Linked DNA regions of Homo sapiens: regions 1 and 2 are each linked to region 3. The links are chromatin loops, found by intact Hi-C in ENCODE. Cell type or tissue: Calu3. All regions are shown on one strand. Region 1 has its middle 110 kb from the start of PPP1R3A. Region 2 overlaps FOXP2 (forkhead box P2). Region 3 overlaps FOXP2 (forkhead box P2).

Region 1 (8,000 bases), 510 kb after region 3:
CCAATATTATTTTCCATCACATTGTCAAACCATACAAAACAAACTCTAAAATTAATATATTTTAGTGTTTGTAAGAGTACAGACAACTGCATTGTCAATACAGTGTTAGAGTATAAAGGGTAAAAGTACTTTGAAAGATCGGTTGGATGGTAGCTATCAAAAATATATCTACCTGGCCAACTTGGCAAAACCCCATCTCTACTAAAAATACAAAAATTAGCTGGCCATGGGGGCAGGCACCTGTAATCCCAACTACTCAGGATACTAGGGAGACTGAGGCACAAGTTGGTTGCAGTGAGCTGAGATTGCGCTGCTGCACTCCAGCCTGGCCGACAGAATGAGACTGTCAAAAAAAAAAAAAAAAGATAGATAGATAGATATAATCTTGGACTACACAAGTCCATTTCTAGGAATCTATTTAAAGAAAGACATATGTGCAGCAGTAATATGTATATGGATGTAACTTTTAGAGTTGTTTATTAGAGAAAAAGGTAAATGAAGATATACTACATATTTGTTAAGTAGGCGATAGTCAATGAATATGCTGCTTCCAAATTATATAATACTGGACAACAAATGAAAAAATTGTGCAGGATTCATAACTACTTACAAGGAAAGTGCAAGATATGTAGATATTAAAATATATTACTGGAAGAATGGGTATAGTATAATTATGTTTTCACAAAATATTTCTTTTTGTTTTTGGAGATGGAGTCTCACTCTGTGGGAGTGCAGTGGCAGAACCATAGTCATTGCAGCCTCAAACTCTGGGGCTTGAGCTATGCTGCTACTTCACTCTCCCAAGTAGCTGAGACTAGAGGTATGCGCCACTATGCCTGGCTGATTTTTAATTTTTTTTTTTTGTAGAGATGAGGTCTTGTTTTGTTACATAGGCTTCAAGTGATCACCCGCTTTGGCCTCCTAAAGTTCTGGGATTCCAGGTGTGAGCCACCATGCCTGGCCTCTATACTTTTATGTATATGTGTGTTAGTTCTTAGCAAGAGAACTTAAATTACAGACAACAGAATTTTAATATATGTTGCCTTTCAGTTGGGAACTTGGAATGCAGAAGTGAGAGAGCACTTTAACATTTTATAGCTATTGCTTAAATCCTTTCCAATAAATAGGTATTCATTAATTGCTGTATAAATAGAAAGAATAAGCCAGGCACATTGCCCTGGGCATGTAGTCCCAGTTAGTCAGGAGGCCAGGGCAGGAAGATTATTTGAACCCAGAAGTTGTTTGAGGCCAGCCTGGGCAACATAGTGAGAATCTGTCTCTTAAAAAAAAAGACAAAACTAAGAGAAACTAAAAAAAAGGGGTTATCATAGCAATGAAAGATATCTTAAAAATCATTACTTGTTTATTAAAAAGATTAATTAAACTAATGTAGAAACCATGGTATTAAATTCAGAGCTCTATAGTGAAATGATTTAAAATATAGGCTGTCTTGTCTAACTGTATGGGTTCAAATCTAAGACAGTCAGATGTGTGATCTTGTCCAAGATTTGTGTATATAATCTCTACTGATAGCATCTTACAAAAAAAAGTAGACAACAAATGTAAAGTGCTTAGTATAGCTCCTGATACTTTGAGTACATTCTCTACAAATATTAGCCACTAGTATTAATCAATAGGGATTAAAGGTAGAGAACTCAATCAAGTGGATTTGCTCAACCATCTCTGGATATATTTTTAAGGGTATATTTTAAGTCAGAAATCTTCGTTTTTTAATGGGTCAATAATGACACACCGATATTGGCTATTTGAAATTTATATATTCAAGATGATGGGTTTATGGAACTCCCCCATACACGTACACTTTTTGTCTGCTGTTTTGGCATTAGATGGTTCTATAGCCTATATGCAAAATATGGTAGTAAAATATAATCTAATTTTGAGACAAGTGACTTTGTGACAGAACAAATTTCATCAGTTACTTCCCTGCATTTTTATAAGCATGCAAGATCATAATATTACCTCCAATAATGAAGGTTTAGAGAGAAGTCAAAGTTTGGGCGTTGAAACCAATATTTCTTATTAGTCAGTTTTTCTGTGTCAGCCTTATGTGGAAAACAGATGACATGCAAACTGAAATGTAAGTATGTCACCTGGTTATCCTAATAAACATTAGGCAAAAGTTTTCAAAAATGTACTTTGTCAATACATTTCCATCACTCCTGGAAAACCATCTGCTGAAAGACCATTCTTGCTGAAGATAGTCAGAAAACCAAATATAATTCTATTTTTTATTCAGAAAAGGTAAAACCATAAGTAATGGCAGATACTGAAAGGAAAGATGATAGAAGTGACAAACACAGGATGGGTACAGTGGTTCACAGCTGTAATCCCAGCACTTTGGAAGGCTGAGGCAGGAGGATCACTTAAGTCCAAGAGTTCAAGACCAGCCTGGGCAACATAGTGAGACCCTGTCTCTGCCAAAAAAAAAAAAAAAAAAAAGAAGAAATTAGCTGGGCACAGTGATGCACTCTTGTAGTCCCAGCTACTAGGAAGGCTGAGATGGAAGGATGGCTTAAGCCCAGAAAGTCAAGGCTGCAATGAGCTATGTCAGTGACACTGCACTCTAACCTGGGTGACAATGTGAGACCCTGTCTTTAAAAGAAAAAGAAGTGACAAAAACAAAAGGGAACTCAGAGAGGATCTAGAACTCTTTTTGTCGCACAACTTAAATACTTTTAATCATTGAAATTTCTTTAAATATACATTGTTTTTATTCATCCAGAAGTTATTTTACCATTTTAAATGTATAACCCTTGCCAAAGTCATCTCACTGGCAGTTAAAAAGTGTGTTTACTGTCATGATTCTGATTAAAGAAAAAAATTTTATTATAATTAAAATCAAGAAATGTGTGCATTTTAGCATTTCATTCACCCCCTGCATTCTTTTCATTTTTAACTCTATTTTTATTGATAAACTTAGAGCCTTTTCACTAACTAATGTTTGGAAGTGTGCAATCACAGGAATCCCTCCCAAACATGCTAGATTATGGTCAAGGGAAATCGTCATTAATTTATTTGATTTTCTTTTTTTTCAGGACATAGAAGGTATCTAAAATGCCTGCTTCAGGAAAAGACACAGATTTGAAATAAAATATTCGCTAAGCCCTTGTTTTCTTCTAATGAGTAGTTTCTGATTGAGAAAATTACAGATACACAGAGTATGTATTTGTTATATGTTAAGGTTATTCAAACTAATTTCTTTTTATTTATTCATGTTGAATTTGGTTCCTAGCTTTTCTAGTTCCTTGAAATTCAGGCCAATTTGTAATGTTGAGATATTTGTCTTTCTTTATTTCATATTCTACCAAAGCAACAAGTTAGTTGGAAGGATATTGAATAATTCCAACGAAAAATTAGTAACTCAATATTTTTATTTTACATTTGTTACAATTTTTCATTTAATAACATTATAGTTTTGTATAGTTTGCTGCAGTGTATTACAGTTTCTAATATAGTATCTTACTCAACATTCAATACATGCTTACTGAATGATAATCATAATGAACTACATTACACTTAAGCTAGTTTTTGCTATTCTGTTAATTTCACTTAATTTTTCTTATAATTTTTATAATAGATGCCTATTGCTAAAATATCATTTCTATCAGTTGAAACACTGACATGACATTTTGTTTTGCTAGACCCTATCTACACAAATAAATACTATTCATAGAATTTAATTTAAGGACCCATATTTTCAAGAAAAGCTTGTATAGAGCAAAACAAGCTCTTTTCAAGCCAGAAAATGAGATTGAGTGGTAGAGTCAAGGACCTCTAACTTTTGAGTTCACCATTGTATCTAGGAACTATCTGGTAACATGCCTTAACTGCCAGGATAGGAAATGAATATGTCGTATAACTTACTTAGAAGTCCTAGGCCGTGGAGAGCTGTATAAATTAAACTGAACACCTAGAATGACTGTTGGAAGCCAGAGCTATGCACAGAGCATCTGTATAATGTGCTCTGTGTGGTTGGCATTGCTAAACAGACAAGCTGTCACATTCATTCTAGCTGAATATTCTAGGGCTCTTCCTCTGTCAACCAAGGTAGAGGACATGGCAGTAGTCAAACCTCAAGGTGACAAAAACCTAAAGTAGTGTGGTAAGCCCTGTATTAGAGGGGAATTTACAAGTGTAGGTAGGGAGAGGCATCTTTTTCCACAGCATCTATATCATAATCCAAATGCATCCTTGGACTGAGAACATCCCTATTAAAATAAAGGCATATTCTGTAATGACAGGGACCATACTCAGTAAATCTAGATCTTAACAAAATCAAAATCTCTAGATAGGGTCCTATTAAATATTTCTAAGCAAAACAAAAACAAATATTTCGAATACTGCAAGCATTTAATGGGGGAAATGAATAACATTGTGAAATTCAACAAAGAATGTTACCATCAATTTATTAACACAAAGGTTAAATGAATATATTTCAATTTATTAAAAAAGAAAAATAGTCTATTTAGGAAAAAATATTATATGTATTTCTTATTCCAAAGAAGGAAGAAATTAGTTGTTTTTAATTTTTATAAATATTTTCTTTTTAAGCAAAGAAAGAATGATAATCCTTAAATGGCAGGTGTATGGCTTTAGGAGACATTCTATGAATTATGGCTATTTGGTGCCACCTAGTGGTAAAGGGCTTTTAAAAATCAATTTGTGTTACTTCTGCTTTTAGAAAATTGGTAGTGAGAAACAACTTATAGATGGCTGAATGGCCACCTAAAAGAGATACAAATTAAGACAGAATTCATTTGATACTCCTAGACATTAACTAAAATTGGCTGTTACACTCAACACTGGAGTGACATCTGGTTTGACTGAGATAGAATGTTTTATGCCTAAAAGAGCTGATTTGAGGTTGACAGCTTTTTATTCGATTCTATTTTTATTTTTCGATTGGTTGGTTTCTAAAGTCAAGGCTATAGATATGATTGATGTAAAGTTGGAAATGATGTACTATCGCATAATTATTATAATATTATCAATATTATAAATGACATACTTGTGTCATTCTGTGGCCAGAGTGAAACTAACATATGCCTTATAGCATATGGAAGACTTAAAAGTGCCAGATATTATTTTCAGAATTCAGGATGGGCATGCCAAATTTAGTGACCATACCATTATAGCCTCCAGACCAAGCACTTATTTGTTTTTGTTTTTTTTTTTAAGAGAACCTGTTCCAGTCACAGCTGCCAGAAGGAGCAGATGCACAAACCATTGGTCTTCCCTGGGGTACAGTTCATTGAACTGTTTATCATGAATATTCATTATAAGCCAAGAATGAAGCAATACAATGGAATGTCAAAGCCATTTTCAAGTTATGGAATCCACAAAGAAAGAGAATAAGGCAATTCTTTAGAGAAGTCAGAATAGTGGGGCCATGTGTAGAGAATAACAAAGACGAGGGACCTATAATTTATGAGAGAAACGGGTAATCTTATTTTTTGACTTTCAATGCCAGTCTTCCTGTGCCCCAGCTTTTGGCTTTGTTTCTTATTCTTGGTTGTCCCTGATAATGCCTTCCAATGACTGCCTTCTTCCATGACCTGGAGGTTTTTGATTCTTTCAACCAAATGATCCCACAGTATAAAGGTATGTTTCAAATATGGTGAAATGGATTTCATCAAATGGGAATGATAGCTTTCATAAAATATTTATGAATATTGGCTTGTTACCAGGTATAGAATATTTGACTGAAATTTTAATGTTACACTGAATTTTAAATCCTGAATTTTGCTTTTGATAATATTTCTTAGATGTGTATTTTTCTCCTGTATTTCCTATTCAGCAAGTACCTATTGTTGCCTCATTAAGTATTTGTGTGGAGTGTGTAATGCACACTGCTGTTCCTGGCATGGGTTTCCAGAAGTCCTAGATTGGTTGGGTTTATGTGACTGATGGATGTAGAATTATATGCACAAGCTCATGTCTTAGAGAAACACAAAGTGAGAAAGACTTAGTCTAGTCTAGAGACATATAAGTATCACGAAGTGAAGAAGAGAGAGACTTGTAAGACTAGAGAGCAGAGAGGGAGTTAAGTCCTGCTTCTTGATAGTATGCTGGGGATGAAGAGGGGCTAGGGTGGCTAGATCTAAGGGTGGAAATGGCTGTCTTCTCTGTCCAGGCATCAGGGATCATACGAAGCCACAAAGAGTTCTCTTATCTCAATAATACCTCAAAAGGAGTAGCAAAAGGATCTGGAATGTTCTGAACCATGAGGCCGAAACAGGCAGAAAGACCTGTACTGATGGCCAAAGCCAGATGGACCCCTTTCCCTCATCCTTGATCCTGTGTAAGATCCTAGAACTATGCCATCACTCTGGAAAAATTCCAGGAAGAGCTGAGTTAAGTTTTCAAGATCTAAGCAGAATGGGGGCCAGAAACTAGAAATGAAGTTATTATACAGAACAGTAGTTATTGGGCTGTTAGGTGCATGAGCTGCAATTCTGATACATAATTCTAAAATAGGAAGTGTTTCAGTGTTATTTCATATTGACCAATATTTACATTAATTTTACAAACACACTGAGAAAGCTTTTATTCCCTATTTTAGGGGTTTCTCCAAAAAACTACTTCAGCATCACCCAAGTACTTAGTAAAACAAACATAGATTTTTCAGACGGTACCCCAGATGCACTGCTTCTCCATGGTCAGGAATTAGGGGAAACTATTTTAAAAAAGTGCCCAAGTTCTTCAGATTTGTATCCAGATGAGTGTAGCCATCAAAATGACTTCATGTTTCAATCAATACTTATTATTAAAGCCTCATTAGGTTAAACATGGTTCATTTGGAGACCCTTTTATATAGGAGAAAAAATGATCATTTTTACTCAATTTGCCTTAAAATCACTGTGTAGGAGGATGCATACATAATCCCAATTGTTAAGGATAATAGTTATATGGTGTTCAGTCCACATAACAGTTACGGGCTTCCCTGACATAAAATTATTTCTGCACTAAGAAAACTTCTTTGAAGTATCTAAACAAGGTAGATGGAGACTTCTCCTCAGTTGGGAGTTTTTCCTTTTAACCTATCATTGACCTTTTCCAAATTTTAGGATTTGAGCGACTGGGAAGATGAGGTGTTATCAGTGGCTCTAGCCCTTCCCCGCACTTATTTTTCAGAGTTGTGGGTAGGAATTGGACCACACAAAAGATTTGAGGGGTACTACTGGATCAAGAATATCTTTGGTGCCAGAATGTGAACATGCATATCTTAGTTTTTAACCATAACTTACTAATTTAAGATACTTTTTTTTTTCAAGAAGGGCATAAGTTAGGTAGAGAAAAAAGGTAGAGCCAGTAGCAACATTCCTCGTACTCCTCACAATTAGCAGGGTGGTAGAGATGAATTTACTTGAACATCGCTTTTAGTTCATGTAATGTAAAATAAAAATAGAGCATACAAATATTTGGGGGGATCATAGAGCAGGGGTGGGTGAGGCCTAACTTGAGTCACTGCCCTGGGCAGCGCAGAAAGTTAATAACGGGCAGTAATCTCAGAGTGGACCCCTGGACAGTCCAGGCACAACATGAAGCTGATTTAGTAGAGCATGTGGATGACAAATGGTAACAAAACTAAATTTAGTCTTTCAAATATTTTCTCCTGATGATAGGTACTGGTCCTTCTCTGAGTTTCCTTATGCTCCTATTTAGAATATAGAAAAGGAGCTTGGTAGGCTCTAAATGTCGGTACCCCACAAAATCAATATCTTAATACCTATCCGGCAATGGAATAGTATTAAGAGATGGGGCCTTTGGGAAGTGATTAATTCATGAGAGCTCACTCTCATAAATGGGATTAATGCCCTTATAAAAGGGATTGAATAAAGCTACCTTGCCCTTCTGCCATTTGAGGACACAGCACCTTCTATGTGACGCAGAGAGCAAGTCTTCATCGGACACTGAATCTGCCTGAGCCTTGATCTTGGACTTCCTTGCCTCCAAAACTGTGAGAGATAAATTGCTAC
Region 2 (8,000 bases), 110 kb after region 3:
TTCTATGAAAAAAGTGTTAATAGAAACGAGAGTATACCCAATTCATGAGACAAATTACATAAATGCTTATTACCATTTTGTTGTGGATCTTTTACATGAGTATTGAAGTAAATATCTTATGTGTGCTTAACCTAGAAACACCTAGTATTTTGGTAGATGCTTGTCAATTGAGATTAAGCGAGTATAAGTTTATGTGAGAAAATTAAATATTGGCATCAGAGAAACATTCTTTCTAGGTTATCAAAAAGACTGAGCACATGTTCACAGCTGGTTCAAAATAGTACAGATCAGCTTCACAGGAATTGTAATTTTCTGAACAACAGTACAATGAACAATAAATCCAATATGCCAAAGACAGGAATTTGGTTGTAAAAAAGGAAAATATCATCAATTAATATTGTAGTGTGATAAAAGGTCATGTGTGAAGATGTGAGTGTTAAGTTTTCCTATATCGTTGTAAACTTGCCACTATTTACCAGTGCCTTCTGAAATATGTATGTAATAACTGACATATCATCTAGTCAAACAATGTCTAAAATCTTGCCTATGTGACAGTTTAATAATTTATAATCAATCAATGAGAATAAATTGTTCAAGATATATTCTCTTTTTGGTGCACTTGGTAAGACTTTAAATATTAATTTCTAAAAGAAAATATTTTGATACATATTTTCATTCTTGGTATTTCATTTGAAAAGTGCGTTTGTAATTTCATTATACTTTGTAAATTCATTTAAAACTTTTGCTTAAACAATTTAATCTAAAGTCGGTACTTTTCGTATCAAATAGGAAGTTAAAATAAGTTAAGGGGGAAGCAAATAAATTATGCATTTTAAAAATGTGTATAGGAGAGGTTATCGTGGCTGTTATAAACTATTATTTACTCATATGTCAACATAAAACTTCAATAAGGACAGAGAAACAGAAGATGAAAATATAGAATGAGACCAGCTGGACTTAAATGCTGGAGTTAGCATGGCTATTTATTTCCTTACACATAAACAGTCTTTCAAAAGATTTTGCACTTCCTTGATCAAATTATCAGGGTTAAAGATTTCAAAATAAAATTATAAAAAGTACAGATAATGGTGTTATTTATTAAATGTCATATGCTTTTAAGACACAAATGTCGCTATTCTCAATTTCAATTTGAAAATAAAATGTGTGGATTCTAGCTTTTAAATGGTTATTCAAATACTCTGTTTTACATGAATAAGGATAAATGAACTGACAGTAAGAAACTACTAACCAGATGTTTTTAAACACCATCACCTGAAACACCTTCAAAGCAGTACAGTCTCATAAAACATTCAGAAAGATTATCTGACTTAATGAATGCTCAAAATGCAAGCTCAAATCCACCCTGTAAAGCAATCAAGTTTTAGCAACTATTTTGACCTTAGTGACACAAACAATTAATTCTGCAAACCTAATATCAAAATAAAATTCTACATCTAATGCAGAATAATTTCTCAATGTAGTTAATCTAAAACAACATCTGAAATATGCTACGTCCATATATTATACATTCTACTACTTAGTACTAATTTTTGAAGATTAGAAAGGAATGAAGGAGAGAGAAATTCATCCAGAAAAGGCTTTTTTTTAAACTAATTGTTCAGTAAATATAAGATAGCAGAGCATACTAACAGAGATGTGGCTACCATTATATCACAAACTTTAAAATTTAAAGATATCCTAGCTTTCAGAAATATTCCAATATTCATTAATTAAATGGTAGAAATAAATGCTAGTTACAGTTTATCAATCCTTTTTCACTTCACCTATCCACGTATCATTAAGTATTTGATGCGATTCATTCCAAACACCAACTCTTCATGCTAAATACATGGCTAATTTAAGTCAAACTACTCACCTCTATAAAGTACAAAAGCCATAAAAATTAAGACAAATATTATGTTCCCAAAACAGACCATTTTTGCCAGAAGTTCACGGCAAACAAAATTTTACTTTGTTTACATCACTGCCTCTTAAATCATATTTCTAAACAAAAGATCTTGGTCAACAATGATTAGCTCATTATAATTATAAGAAGTAATTTAACTCTTTGTGTAAAACTTTACATCTAAATAACAACACGTAGAGATAAATTTATACAATTATTTCACTTTTTCACTTCTTGTGAAATTTGTTTTAATAAATATGCTTTATGGTTTTTAGTTTTGAAATATAGCGAATGTTAGAATTAAAGGCAATAACTGCATCAATTTTATAGAAAAGATATGTTAATCCTTAATGAACTTAAAGCCCCATTCTAAAATACATTCATGAAAGAACAAAAAATTCAGTAACCTTAGGTACCTAACTATATTAATATAGTTAAAACATAACCAAGGGAAGGGATATTTACAAAGGTTTTTGCATGTTTATTTATTAAATTATTACATATATTTCTGTAGACACTTCCTAAAGTAGCTATGTAGGCACCCACCATACCCATTGTGTTAAATCACTTTTAGAAGGCACTCTACAGACATACAATACATGACTGAAGTTTCTCAGTCATCTGAAGGGCATAACTTTTGTGTTTACTCTTGTTTATGGTTTACATAATGAACTGCATAGAACAAAGTAAACTTCAAACTCAGGTTATAAACACACCTTATAGACCTAATCAAAATGCCTCCAGAGTACTAAAATCTATAGCTATGATTTTACTCATTTTCTGTTTATTTAACATCCAATTGGAGCTATGAAAATAAAGAAAGATTTCTTGGCATTTTTTCATAACCTATCATCTACTGATACTCAACTGCGATGTTCATTTACAATTACTATTTTTACTTGGCTTTATAAACGCAATCCACTGGATTTGCAGGCAAAATTGAATCTGGCTAAAAATACTTAGGACTCTCACTTAGGGAAATTAGGAGGAATATTGTAGCATTCCACTGGTGTGATATTTCCTGCGAATACACCAAAGGCAGAAAAGGGCTATCCTGAAAAACTGTATTTATTAAAGTAACCAGTAAAATAAGCTAATCCTGGGACTGTGGTAGGCATATAATTCCTATGATTGTTAAAACAAAATATAAATTGTTTTTCTAATACTTATTGTCTGTGAAAAAAATGAAAATTGTAAAATAATAGATAAACCATTCAAAAGTACTATGTAGCTCTTATAAAAGATTATTCTTGAAAACAATGCCTAAAGGTTAAGACATTATTCAACCCATGTAACTTTTTTAATGCTGTTATTGTTTAAAATAATGTATCTATTAAATTTTACTCTAGTGTGGGCATTTGCTTTAACTTTTGAGATGTATTTTTCTCATTATATACTACCTTAAAATGTGAATTATTTCACATAATTTGCAATCTTTTCAATAATCATTATTTTAATGGATGTAATTTTAATGATTTTTAGGCATTTAGTTTAAGTGCAATTCAGAGTTACAAAGAAATAATATTTATTTTAAAACAAATATAAACTTTTCAAACAAGTGTACTCATTCTGGCCTAATATAAGTATATGCTTTCAAAGCTTTCTTTTCTCTGTCACTGTTTCTACAGACTTGAGTCAGTGAAGAATGAAGTGGCTATTTTTTGGTTGAAAAGAATTTTTTTTTTTTTTTACAAAATCAGGAAAAAGTAATCTCTTATAAAATGAATAACAGACTACTTAAAAGTGTACCTTTATTTTGTAGTTGTTAACATTTCCAGATTTAAAGAGAATATTGCATTTTATGAGACACTTAGGAGAACACAAAAAGTGCTCTTTAATGTTATTGAAAGATGTATATTCAAAATATCTTGGAATGAATTTCAAGAAAAGCAACAGATCGTAGTGTTTACATGATTTACAATCTCTCAGCAGATTTCAACTAATTAATAGCTAATATTTGCAGCTAACGCAGGCAAGCATCTGTCTTTTGAAAAGTCCTTGTGGTCCTTTTCACCTTAGCTCAGACTTGAAGAAATTCATTGTATAAGCAAGTATCAAGTAATGTGGCCCTCTGGTGGAAAACTAAGTATCACGTTCTGCAGCACAATGTAAGATAGTAAACTAGAAGCTATAAAATATTTGTTACAAAGCTTTACAGACCTTCCAAAAATCATCCTGTGAGCTTAATTAATATCCTGACACCTGAAGGGTACTCTGGTACTGGTATGACGTAACTAATATGAAAATCTTATCTCTTTACTCATCCTTCAATCATGTTCCAAATAATAATAAATTCTCAGCATCTTTTAGCTTAACACAACATGCTCAGTTTGCTATGAATACATTTTTCATATTCAATAAAACAAGCTTATTTGTTTTAAGGAAGCACTGAGGAAAACAAAACTTACCTGCTGTTGTTGCAGATGCAGCAGTTCTACTGTGCTTACTTCAGAGCTGGTGTCACCACTTGATCTTCCATCTCTGCTGCCAGCATCTAATTGGCTGCTTAGAGTGCTCATTCCATTTTGATTCATTGAACTGTTGCTTATTGTCTCTGTCGCAGATTCCTGCATCATGACTTAATACCTAAAAGTGATTAAGAAGTATCAATTAACACACGTTACACCTTCACACTTCCATTATCAAGATGTCCCTCTCTGCCAATTACAGAGACAGCATCTTTAGAAGAGGGGGAAGAAAAAAGCCTTGAATAGTCATTTACCAAGGAAAGCAATACAAATTCAGCTTTCATCCAGATGCTAATCATTGAAATTATGGTTTCTATAAGCAATTTTTGTGCGGTTACATTTAACAGCCAAAGTAACATACCATGCATATAGCATGGTCAATAGCATTTATGAATGACCACATTTTAAAATCTACCTATAAAACCAGTTTAAATGAAGGCATGATTGCACACTCTGTTCTGTTTCCTATTATCTACCTTTGACAACCATGGATGACTATACAGCCTTATTTTAAATATTCACTATCTTGATTCTGTCAGAATTTTACAGCACATCTTATGCAAGGCTGTTGTTTAATGATGCACAGCTAATCATACAAAATTAAAATTTTGTAAGGGTGTTACAAATCATATGGTACCAACCAATGATAAATAGTATAATGGGTTTCTTTTTTTGTGACTAAATAAAATTTTGCCTTGGAGGCATTTTAAGAAAAAGCTCCTGCTGCAAACACGTCAGATATTGCCTATTTTTTTAATCAAACAGCTCATATTCATTTATTTTTCTGACATTTAAAACATTTAATACTGTCCTTCCTGGGAAGTAATTAAGCTTATGCATGAGCAGCAATCAAACTGTTCACTTGAAGATGACTTAAAACTCAATTTTAACATAGGCAAATAAATGAAAGATATAAAATTAATTTTCCAGGCATGTATAAGATATGAAAGCTGGAAATAAAATCTATCAAGAATATCACTAATGATTGTGCTAAAAACAGCATAAATTATGCATATTACCTTCTCTACAGTAATAAATGTTTTATCATTTTCACTGCATAAATATACTGTACTTTCAGGATAGCAATGAGATGTCCTGCCAAGATCAGTGGAAATCCTTGCAGTAAATAAAGAACCAATGTGCTCTTACAAACCAGAATTTCACAGTACATCCTGAATCTGTGGTTTAGAAAGATCATTTTTGGCTCTCAAAGACCTCTGAATCCTGTGCCATAACCTAATGGATGCACTTCTCTGTTTTACTTCTATGGACAGAATTGCAGAAACAACCTGGCTGTGCTGTGACTTTAACAGTAATACCAGACAGTGGACTTACCCTAAAGGACAGTAAACTTATCACTCAATCTAATTTGTTTTTTACATGATTTCAATATTTTAAACTTGATCATATTTTAATGCTTTGTCCATTTAAAATTTTGAAAGGCATTTATTATAAAGCAAATGCAAGCTTCCTATCTCTTCCTGTCATGGAGAAAATGTTTTCCCCAGTTATCTTTTAAAATGCGATGCACACAAACACTAAATACAAAAAGAATCACAGACATACCCAAAAGACATTTTTGAATGCCAATATTAAAATTGTTAAAATTAATGTTTATAGTATCATAGTTTTAACAGATATTTTCATCAAAGCCTAAATTATTAAATTACTTTTCCTACTCTTATCAAGTCCATTAAAAAAAAAGACATACTGATTTAGTAAAAAACGTCAATAGCTGGACTAGCAAAGCAAGTTAGTGTAACAAAAATTACATATACAACTTAAAGCTGTTTGGATAATAAAAAAACAACAGAAAACATGAGCAGAAAGGAAATAATTGCTGTAACTATAGTAAACAATTTTTGAGCGAAATGTGTTTATAAACAAATAGGTTTTGCTAAACATCTTATTGAACATTAACAAAGAAAAAATCATATAAATTAAAACTGATACATAGTGATGGATTTTATAAGAAAAAAACAAAGCTAATACTCTTTTCTGAGATTAGGCAGCTAATAAGTATTCAAATTAGGCATAAATTTTACATGCACAATGTTTAAAATATTCAGAGAAAAGGTCTGATTGCCTTTACTAGTTATATGAAAATTATAATTTCAATCCTCTCCAACTGTAGAAACAGATAGGCATAACTTTTACATATTGCATTTAAATTTTACTTTTGAGAACATGTCTGGAATATGTGTATATATGTGTATGTTTTTATTTCATCACCTAAGTTATTTGAAATATTTATTGTTTCTGGATGGAGTTAGCAACACAAGGAATAAAAATAAAACACTATATTTTCCAGTGTAGCAGACAGGTGCAGCATTTACTACTAACCTTTGTGTAGTAAATCTCAGGACCAATTGGATGAATTAAAGAATTCTACATGTATTACTGTGTCATAATCAAGGCCATCAAATAATTAAGAATAATCAACAAGCAAAGAGGCATGTGTCTAAATCTTTATTACAATTACGAAGAAAGACCTAAATAACTTATAATTCCTTTTAACTAAAGGATTTTATTCTTAGCCCTTGTGGAGTTTTTAACTTTATAAAACCCTACAGTATAAACTGTTATTTACATTTTAAGTTCAATCATCTAAGAGTTAGTAAAATAATGCTTAAGAAAACTATAACAGTGATAGTACTTTTTGCTCTACAAAAGAGGAGTATCTGATACAACACTTATATGAAAAAAGAAGGGTGATTGTGTAATTAGATGATTATACTGTACATTTCACTTAAAAAAGCTTGGAGTATGTTCACTATAAAGGAGGAATTTTTCAAGGACAATGCAGATTATTTCTAGCATTTACTAAGTTTCTCTTGGTAACACTTCCACTTATTTCCCAATATAGGAAATATTTCCAGCACAATGTGAAGTGCTGTTTACCTTTTAAGTATATTTTAAATAATAATAAATTCAGCATATTCTTTCAGAGTGGATGTGCTTATGATCCGAAACATACCAAGCTAAATTATTCATTCTTATCAATCCCACCACAAACATTTTACAAAAATCAGTGAAAATAAATTCCAGATCATTAAAGGGAAAGATGAATCTGGGAGTCCCTGTTTTAATGTTTGTCTGAACTGTAAGTTAAACCCTTAAGTCTTTCATCGTACACAACTTTTCAGCCACATCAGAAAATAACTCTTCAGATCTTACACTCAAACGATACAGTTAGACTTTTCTCCCCTGCATTAAGTTTTCCTTCCTTTCCTTTTTCTTTCTTCTTTTTTAAGCAAGTCACTGTACAGATACTTATTCTCTACACCACTTCCCTTTTGAAACATTAAACTGACACTGGAACTGACTGCACAAGATTGCATTTTCTCTTCCTAAACAACTTGAATTGAAAGGTTACTTAGTGTAACAATATTTACTTGCAGAATTGTGTTGTTACCAAGGGTATAATGGATGGTGGCTATGCAGGTTTACGCAAGAATGAGTGAAGCATGAGGCATTAGCCATGTGTTTGACATGTTTCAAATTGCTATAATCCAGCATTAAACACACCCAGCAATTCATGCCATTTCTTGCAGCCATAATCTTGAATAAAGCGTGCACAACCACTTATTATATAAATTAGTATATGACTCCCTGTTATAGTCACA
Region 3 (8,000 bases):
TACAATTAAGGAGGATAAAAATTTTAAGACAGGGAACTTCTCTCAAGTCTTCAATAAAATAACAAGGAAAGTAGGGGATACTTGTTTGTTCACTTTGGGTGAACATAGATGAGAGATGGCAAGATTTGGTAGAATAGAGCTTTAAAATTCACAGATGTTATGGATTTGTGTGGTTATTTACATGTGATCTCTAAGTCTCTAGACATTGCACCTGTGCAGTTCTTCAAGCCATGAAACAATCAAGTAGCTAAAAAGTTGATCTGGTCTTCAGATTGCTGACTTCTCACACACATAACCTAATTCCTAAACTCATATGGATTTTTCTATCACTAATGTAGCTTTGCTGTTATCTACCTCACTAATGTAGGAGAACCTATAATGTAAAAAAGTTTCTTTTTTGAAAATTTAAAATTAATCACAGGGCAAATTTTATTGAAATTTTTAAAGTTGTTAACTTGTATTAGACTTTGTATAAGGCAATGGTAGCTTGGTTCAAACCAAGGACAGTATACAAGAAAGTCTGCACAAACCTCACCAAATTTTTGAAATGGAAATTTTTTTTAATTTGAGGATTCATGAAGATCTATGGGTATACACATTGTGAATGTTGAGGGTCTACTATAATTCTACTATAATTAGTTCTTATGAGTGGTTTCTACCTCATCTAAACAGAGAATACAATTTTCATTTTGAAAAATCCACTATACTATAGTAATTTATTAGCATTTATCAAGTGCCTTTGGGAAAAGGAACTTAGTGACCAAACATAATTTAACTTAAAATCATGTTAGATTCTTGTAATGAGCTTATATGATTTTCATATTAAGATAGGGTGACTTAAATATTTTGAAAGAACAGGCCGGGTATGGTGGCTCATGCTATAATCCCAGCGCTTTTGGAGGCCAAGGTGGGTGGATCACTTAAGGTCAGGAGTTCGAGGCCAACAGGGTGAAACCCCGTCTCTACTAAATATACAAAAATTAGTTGGGCATGGTGGTGCATGCCCGTGACCCCAGCTACTCAGGAGGCTGAGGCAGGAGAATTTCTTGAACCCAGGAGGCAGATGTTGCAGTGAGAGGAAATCTTGCCACTGCACTACAACCTGGGTGACAGAGTGAGATTCTGCCTCAAAAAAAAAAAAAACAAAAAACAAAAACAAAAACAAAAAAATTTATTCCACATTTGTTTCATCTTTCCAAATGCTGTGCTTCCAAATTCAGCATTACTAAAATAATCACAATCAGCACAATCTTAGATGTTCTTAGAAGAACTGACCATTTAATACAACTATCCCAAGCAATTCTAGTTTAAATATTCATTTTGTAATAGATTTTCTGAAAAAGCAGACCAAAAGATTAAGGAACAATGAAGCCACTCTGAAGACAATTTTTTAAAAAGCCACTATAAATGTCATAACAGGAGATTTCTAGCACTAAAAAGAAAAGGAAAAAGCCTTAGGGTTCCAGGTTCTTCTAAGTAGCTGAGATACTCAAGTGGAGAAGTGCTTTCCTATTGAAACTCCAACTTAAATAGCACAAACTATTCTTGGTGTAAGACAAGAATTAAATATTAGATACTGGATTGTAAGAATGGGCACGGTTTTATTTTGTTAGTAAAATGATATGTTAGAATATCTTTTAGGTTCATGATAGAATTAGATAGTTACAGATATTTAAAGTTTCTGTGTTCTTATGGGACCAAAGAGACAGCAATAAAGTAAAATAGACAAGATTACATGATGAGAGAAGAAAATAAAATGGTAAAGGAGAAAAGAAAGCAGTAGAAAAGGTGAAGGTAGCAGAAACATTTTAAGAAAACCAATAGAAATGTGGAAGGTGGGTTGATAGAAATATATAAATAGAATCCACAGAGGAAACACAAATAATCTTAAATGTAAGTAAATTTCAAAATAATTTTACTTTTTGTCTTTAATCATGTGCTGACACTGTTCTTCACTTTGTCATTCAATTTAGCTTGTATAACACTTCCAAACATCTTAAGATAAAATTCACAGCCTAAGTCTTAAATCCTATAGAGAGCTCCCATAACAATATTAATGTTCTATTTCTTTCTTGCTCTCACTTTAGTTAAGGTAGAGAAGTCAAGGGAATATATACTTAAAATCCTAATGGATTACAGAAAGAAGCAAGTGCTTGGGTAGCTAAGAAAAGCGAAAATTTGGCCTCCTAGATAGCAAAGTTCTTCCATATTTAATTTATGGAAGTTCAGTATTATATATGCAACATACATTTTCTTTCACTGCAATCTGAGAAGCAAAAGTACATTTATTAATTCCCTATTTTCTATTTATCATCCATGTTAAAGTATGATTTTTCTCTATTCATTATTGATCACATTACTACTGCAGATCCTAAGAGTTACTGATGAATGATGAAGAATGAGGGGGATTTAAAAGTATCTGTGTTGCAATCAACTAAACAGTGTTTATGCAAAAATGTTCTCCTTCCTGTGGACATTGCTTGATGTGGCTGAAAAGCCTTAAATTTTATAAACTCCCCCTTTTGTTGACCTTCCTTAATAAATCCAATGCTAATTTGATTGCTCTAGTCCCCTCTTGTCTCTTCTGCTTTTTCTTCTTGCTCTAAAAAAATGTGAATGTTACTGAGCTCCTCTTTTCAAATTACCTTTTTCAGAAATCTCCTCTACTACCATGGATTCATCTATCACTTCTGTGTTGTTCCCCAAATGTTTCTCTTTAGTCTTGACCCCTCTGTCAAGCTTTCTTTCAAATTTGCTAAAAGCTAGCTATTTCTACTTTCTTGTCTTGCCATCTCCTCAAACTCAACATGTCTAAAGCTTAAGTCATCATCATGCCTACCTAAATAGTTTTTAAAGGATTATCCTTATTCCAGGTTTCTCAGAATTCCCTTCCCTGAAAATATCCTCCAAATGTTCCATTGCTATCTTCACAGACCACTGCTTTGATAATTTCACTTCCTCATCAAAAAACTTTAATAGCCCCTTCTACCCAATCTATAAAATACTGACTTCTTGGCTTGACATTTTAAGTTCTATACAATCAGCGATGTGTATTTCTAACCCCCAACCCATTCATTATTACATTAGTATGATATCTCTAGGCTGATCAAAACAAACTACTTACACTTGCCCAACCAGATCTCAGAATTTCCTATGTCTACATCTTTGATGACATCTTTAAAAAAATTCTCCATCAAAAATTCCTTTATCTACCAAATTCCTTTTCTTTAAGCCCAACATACATGCTACCTTCTCTACAAAGTCTTCCCTGACCACTTGTAGCCTGAATTGTTAATTTTCTTTTTTAAATGCTTATTGTTCTTTCTGTTTTTCCCATTTCTACAGCACATCCACTGTGGCCAATAATGTTTTTATTTGTGTGCAACTCTGAATATCTCCTCAACTAAGTCATAAGTCCCTGAGGACATTACACATGATAAATAATCACTCAATTTATACTGAATGAATGGATGTTTTTTTTCCTCCTCCAAATCTCCTTTGCTCCACTCAGCACAATCTCCTCCTTATTCATTGTTTCAACAAGTTTATTTATTGAGCTCTATTATTCACCAAGCACTGTGCTAGGCACTAGAGAAGAGCAGGGAATTCATGATTCCTGCTGTCATATCGCTTACAGTTTAATAGAGAAGATAAACATTAAAATATAAGTTTATGTTTGGAGAGTGTGAAGTGTATATGTGGTGGGAGCCTATAGCAGGGGAAAACACTCTAGTATTCCTTAAAACACACAATTACAACAAGGGCATACTTCAAATCATTGAAATAGCTGGTAATAGTAACAAATTACGGCCAAATGCTATGATATAGAATATATATCATAACCTTGAATTAAATACCAATTTCCTGGAGGCTAGCATAATGGTAATTATTTATTAACTCCTTATCCAAGGATTTACGGTAAGTACTTTATATAATATAATTTTTGGTCTTCACAGCAATCTTGAAAGGTTGGGTATCTTTATTCCTATTTTAGGGATGAGGAAACAGGCTCCAAAGAGATCAGGTTATTCTATCCAAAGCCCTATTAATGGCAAGGGCAGGCTTCAGATCTGAAACACATGGTTCTTTCTTCTATATGCCATGAGTAGATCATATGGTAAGTTTTCCACACAAGCATGCTTAGTAGTAATGAGCTCAATGTCCCAGACCCTCCTCCACAGGGTGTCAGCCTTGAGCAGCTGGTCATGGATAGAAACATCATCATAGTTTAACAAAAATTGTATTCTATAACATTCTTTTAAATTTGCCTATTTCATGCTGCTTTTAAGAAATGTTCTTCACTGGAATGGGAAAATAAGAGCCACACAAGACATAGTCTGTTCTTGTAAACAGTATTTGAATTAAATTCTTTTTTTTTATGATCAAGAAATAATGTATTAGACCTCCTGTTCATCTTTCAATACACAGAAAATATAAATAGTAAAGAATATCTTTAAAAACTTATTTCTAAATTTCTGGCATCATAATAGATCGCTCTATTTAAACCCGTATCTCAATTTTTCTGGCAATGCTGCTTTTATTTGGAATAAAATGTGGTTTAGCTTCTCTCCACTTCTTCTACATTATATTTAAAAGTAATATTGAAAAAGAAATATTCAGTTTCATTCTTTATCGCTACATAAATAAAATGTTATCATTTCCTAAAATACATTTTGTAATGAGTGATTCTATATCCCATATAAGTTAGTATTTTCCTCCAGAATATTTTACAAATTATAAACTTTTATAACTTATTCTTGATTTTTTACATATGATATGGAATTTCAGTATTGATAATTAGTTTACTATAGAATTTCTGGTTTTGTCAGCTTTTGTTATTTTTAACAATTTGGAATGAAATAGTAAAGTAAAAATAATGTTAAGTTGCATTATATCAAAACATTTCAATGTAGATTATTAAAGTAAATACATTGGTTAAATAATTTTTATGTAGCTTACATTTCTCATAAATTCAATTTATAATATTTCAAGGCATGAAACAAAACAAAGCTTCCTCAGATATACAGAATTATATTTGCGCAATGGTTTTCCATACATATGGGCTTTAATTCTTTGTTTCCAAGGCACGGTTTCTGGATGGGGCATGTTAATAAACAAATGTTTTGTAACAAAAACCAAGCAAACAAAAACATAATCCTTACTTCATAAGCTAATATCCAACAAGATATACCCAATCCTGAAAAATTAAGATACCTCACTTACTTCAAAATGAAAACAAAATAAATATTTAACCATGGAATTTAAGATCTTGTTCATCAGTTAGCCCAACATCTTTATTTTAAAGATGTCAAGTAACTTCCTCAGACTTATATAACTATTTGTGGCAGAGTCAGAATAAGACCCCCAAGTTTAATTCTCTTTTGCTTTTTACTATTCCATTCTTGAACTTCTTAAGACAGAATTATAAAAATTTTATAATTCAATTACCTATTAGAAAGGAGAACTTTATATTATATATTAACCTACAATGAAGGAAGTGATTACAATGCTAAAAACTAATATTCATCTAAGATAGCAAAGCAATGGCATTTACCTTAAATTTACGTCTCTGCTCTGCACAGCTGTTGAAGAACCACAAGTCTGTCTCATGGCTGTAAATGTAACAAGAACAATAATGCGACCAATTTTCATATCTAAACTAAATTAAGTAGATTTGTCATAGGCTAGAAAATTGAAAATGTATTTTACAAAAATTTTTTTAAATTTACAGATTATGGAAGTGTGCATGTGTGTATGTGCATGTTGGCATTTATGTGTGTGTGGGGTGATGTGTTAACTTACTCTTTCTAAACTGAAAATTAGTTTCATGAAATTGAAAGGATTAAGTATTATTCTTTTTGGCTAACTTTCCTCATTATGGATCACTATGAACATATCAAGTCTAGGAAGTGCTAGGAGTAGATTTAAATAAATAAAACAAATTAAAGTGAGAAGCTGTCTTTGGCTGTTATTATTAGGATATGTTTTCTGGTATACACAGTAAGAATGTAAAGCAGAAACATCTGGTAATGCTTAAGTTAATATTGGCTCCCATTTGCATCACAATCTTTATATATTATTCATCAATATGCCATTAATCAATGTACTTGCTGATTGCACCTATTCAATTGGTGTTTCATGTAATGAGATTATGTAAACATGTTTCAAATACATATATTCAGATATCTATACATGAAAGTGAAATCACTACTACAATTGGCACTCAAGCTTGTCAGATGTGATGTTTTCTTCTTTCCATTTTGCATTAGACATGCTAATATCTATGCCATCTGTAGCACAAAATCCTGAACAAATGTAAATGAAAAAATAATAGTAGATAAATACTAGTCTACTAAAAATAGACTCTGTACCATGTCACACTTCAAATCTGGCCACCACTTCTTAACAGAGAAAAGAAATTCAGGTGAATGTTAACAAGCAACTGAATATTGTTCTTGTGACTTGAGCCATCAAAACAGGTTTTGAAATCTGTATTTTCTTTCAAACTTTATAAAATAGTTCTCTATCAAAACTATACTTCAAAATAAAAAATACAAAGTATCTCTTTTGGTTCTCTAAAGATGTTATGCCTGACATATTAAGAACCATCATAATCGATTAATACCAAATATCTTGCCTTGCACCTACAGATTTTGAAACATTTTCAATTATCCTTTTGAAATGTAAAGATAATACACTAACTCTATTATGAATGTTTGGTTAAACACTTGGTTAAGTAGAAAAAGATATAAATTTTGAGAGAATTATATAAGAAAACTTTTAAAATGCTAATTTCATATCAAATTATTGAAAATTTTAATGAAAACATCGTACCCTTTTTAAAAACATAAGTGGCAAATAGTGCAACTCATGCTAAATAATATTTGAAGATACAAGGATAAGCATTACCTAATATTCCTGTTTGACAACAGATGTGTAAGCTAGTATCAAATGCTGTTAAGCTTTTATTGGAGTTTTAATACAATCCCAGCGTGTCTCCAGTTGCTAAGCTTATCAAGTCCTATGAAATACTAAAAATGAAGGCTCACATTTTATTAATTGCAGTGTATATTTTGGTGAATAAGTCTCATTCAATATCCCTAAATTCTCATTCATAAAACTCAACTTCTCGTTCCTATGACATTTTGGCATGAGATCTCATTAAAATTACAAACTAATACTGAAATGCTAGTTTTACAGTCTAAACAATGGAGATAAATTCAGATTAATATGCATCACAAAATGAAAAACAAGTGACACAATGAAAGTCTTTGTAGTCATGGTCAGCAACTGCAATTGTTAAAAGGTATTTATAATAGTTTTAATCATTCTTTTATGCTAAAACAACAAGACTGGACACTTCTGCTCAAAATTTTACTTCTGCATTGATAAACAAACAACAATTTCTTATTTTAGAGCCATTAATATTCCCACATTCTATTGTGGGTATTTTGTAAGGAAAAGTACGTATATTTTAGTCCAAGTATCAAATCTTGCCTTTCAATGCAACAACAACAACAAAAAAAAAAAAAAAAAAAAAGAAAAGAAAAACTAAAGCCCAGCCATTCTTTCCAGAGATACCCTGGTAACCAGCAATATAGAAACTTCTACTGGACTTAGCTTTGGAGAGGAAGAAGCAACTGCGAATTCCTCTATTTTGTCAAGAAATATGATAAAATAGAATTAGGAAAATATATAGTGTTTTTTAGACACTCAAAACAGTAACTTCATTCCTATCTTTTGCTTATGTTGCCAGCATCTAATTCTCCTTTTCTATTCCAACAAGAAAGCAAAATTCCCACTCTGAAGCCATAGTGAGGATAAACATTTCATTTGCTATCTTCTGTGACTTCTATGTAAATTTTTCTCTGTCATGTAAATGCATGAAGAGACTCTCATGCAATCAGATAACTCCATGGAAATACTACACCTACGCTCCCATTATAAATTGGGGAAGAATATGATGGTGAGGAAAGTGACACAGAATTATTCATTAGTTA

Evidence for each region. Peaks named below come from ENCODE experiments on the same cell type or tissue, not always from the same donor. Only the 100,000 strongest peaks of a DNase experiment are listed, where the experiment ranks them.
Region 1: it touches region 3 in a loop (4-fold over the local background); 5 of 110 quality-filtered maps call a loop at or near these places.
Region 2: a loop joins it to region 3, with 11 times the contacts of the local background. A loop is called at or near these places in 9 of 110 quality-filtered maps.

Annotation. Positions count from the first base shown.
Region 1 is chr7:114,023,348-114,031,347 of GRCh38, reverse strand. No RefSeq gene overlaps it. Among named protein-coding and RNA genes, the nearest start is that of PPP1R3A, 110 kb to the right of the region's middle. In Calu3, a CTCF peak has its summit at 4,655 (motif pointing left); a DNase peak (open chromatin) is centred at 4,667.
Region 2 is chr7:114,422,994-114,430,993 of GRCh38, reverse strand. It overlaps FOXP2 (forkhead box P2), which reads right to left. Exons shown (of 17, transcript NM_014491.4): 2 at 4,315-4,492. The coding sequence starts at 4,482. Among named protein-coding and RNA genes, the nearest start is that of FOXP2, 12 kb to the right of the region's middle. In Calu3, a CTCF peak has its summit at 3,963 (motif pointing left); no DNase peak of the experiment used is centred here.
Region 3 is chr7:114,535,938-114,543,937 of GRCh38, reverse strand. All of the region lies in intron 3 of FOXP2 (forkhead box P2), which reads right to left. Among named protein-coding and RNA genes, the nearest start is that of MIR3666, 110 kb to the left of the region's middle. RefSeq lists a silencer at 4,090-4,384. In Calu3, no CTCF peak of the experiment used is centred here; a DNase peak (open chromatin) is centred at 4,177.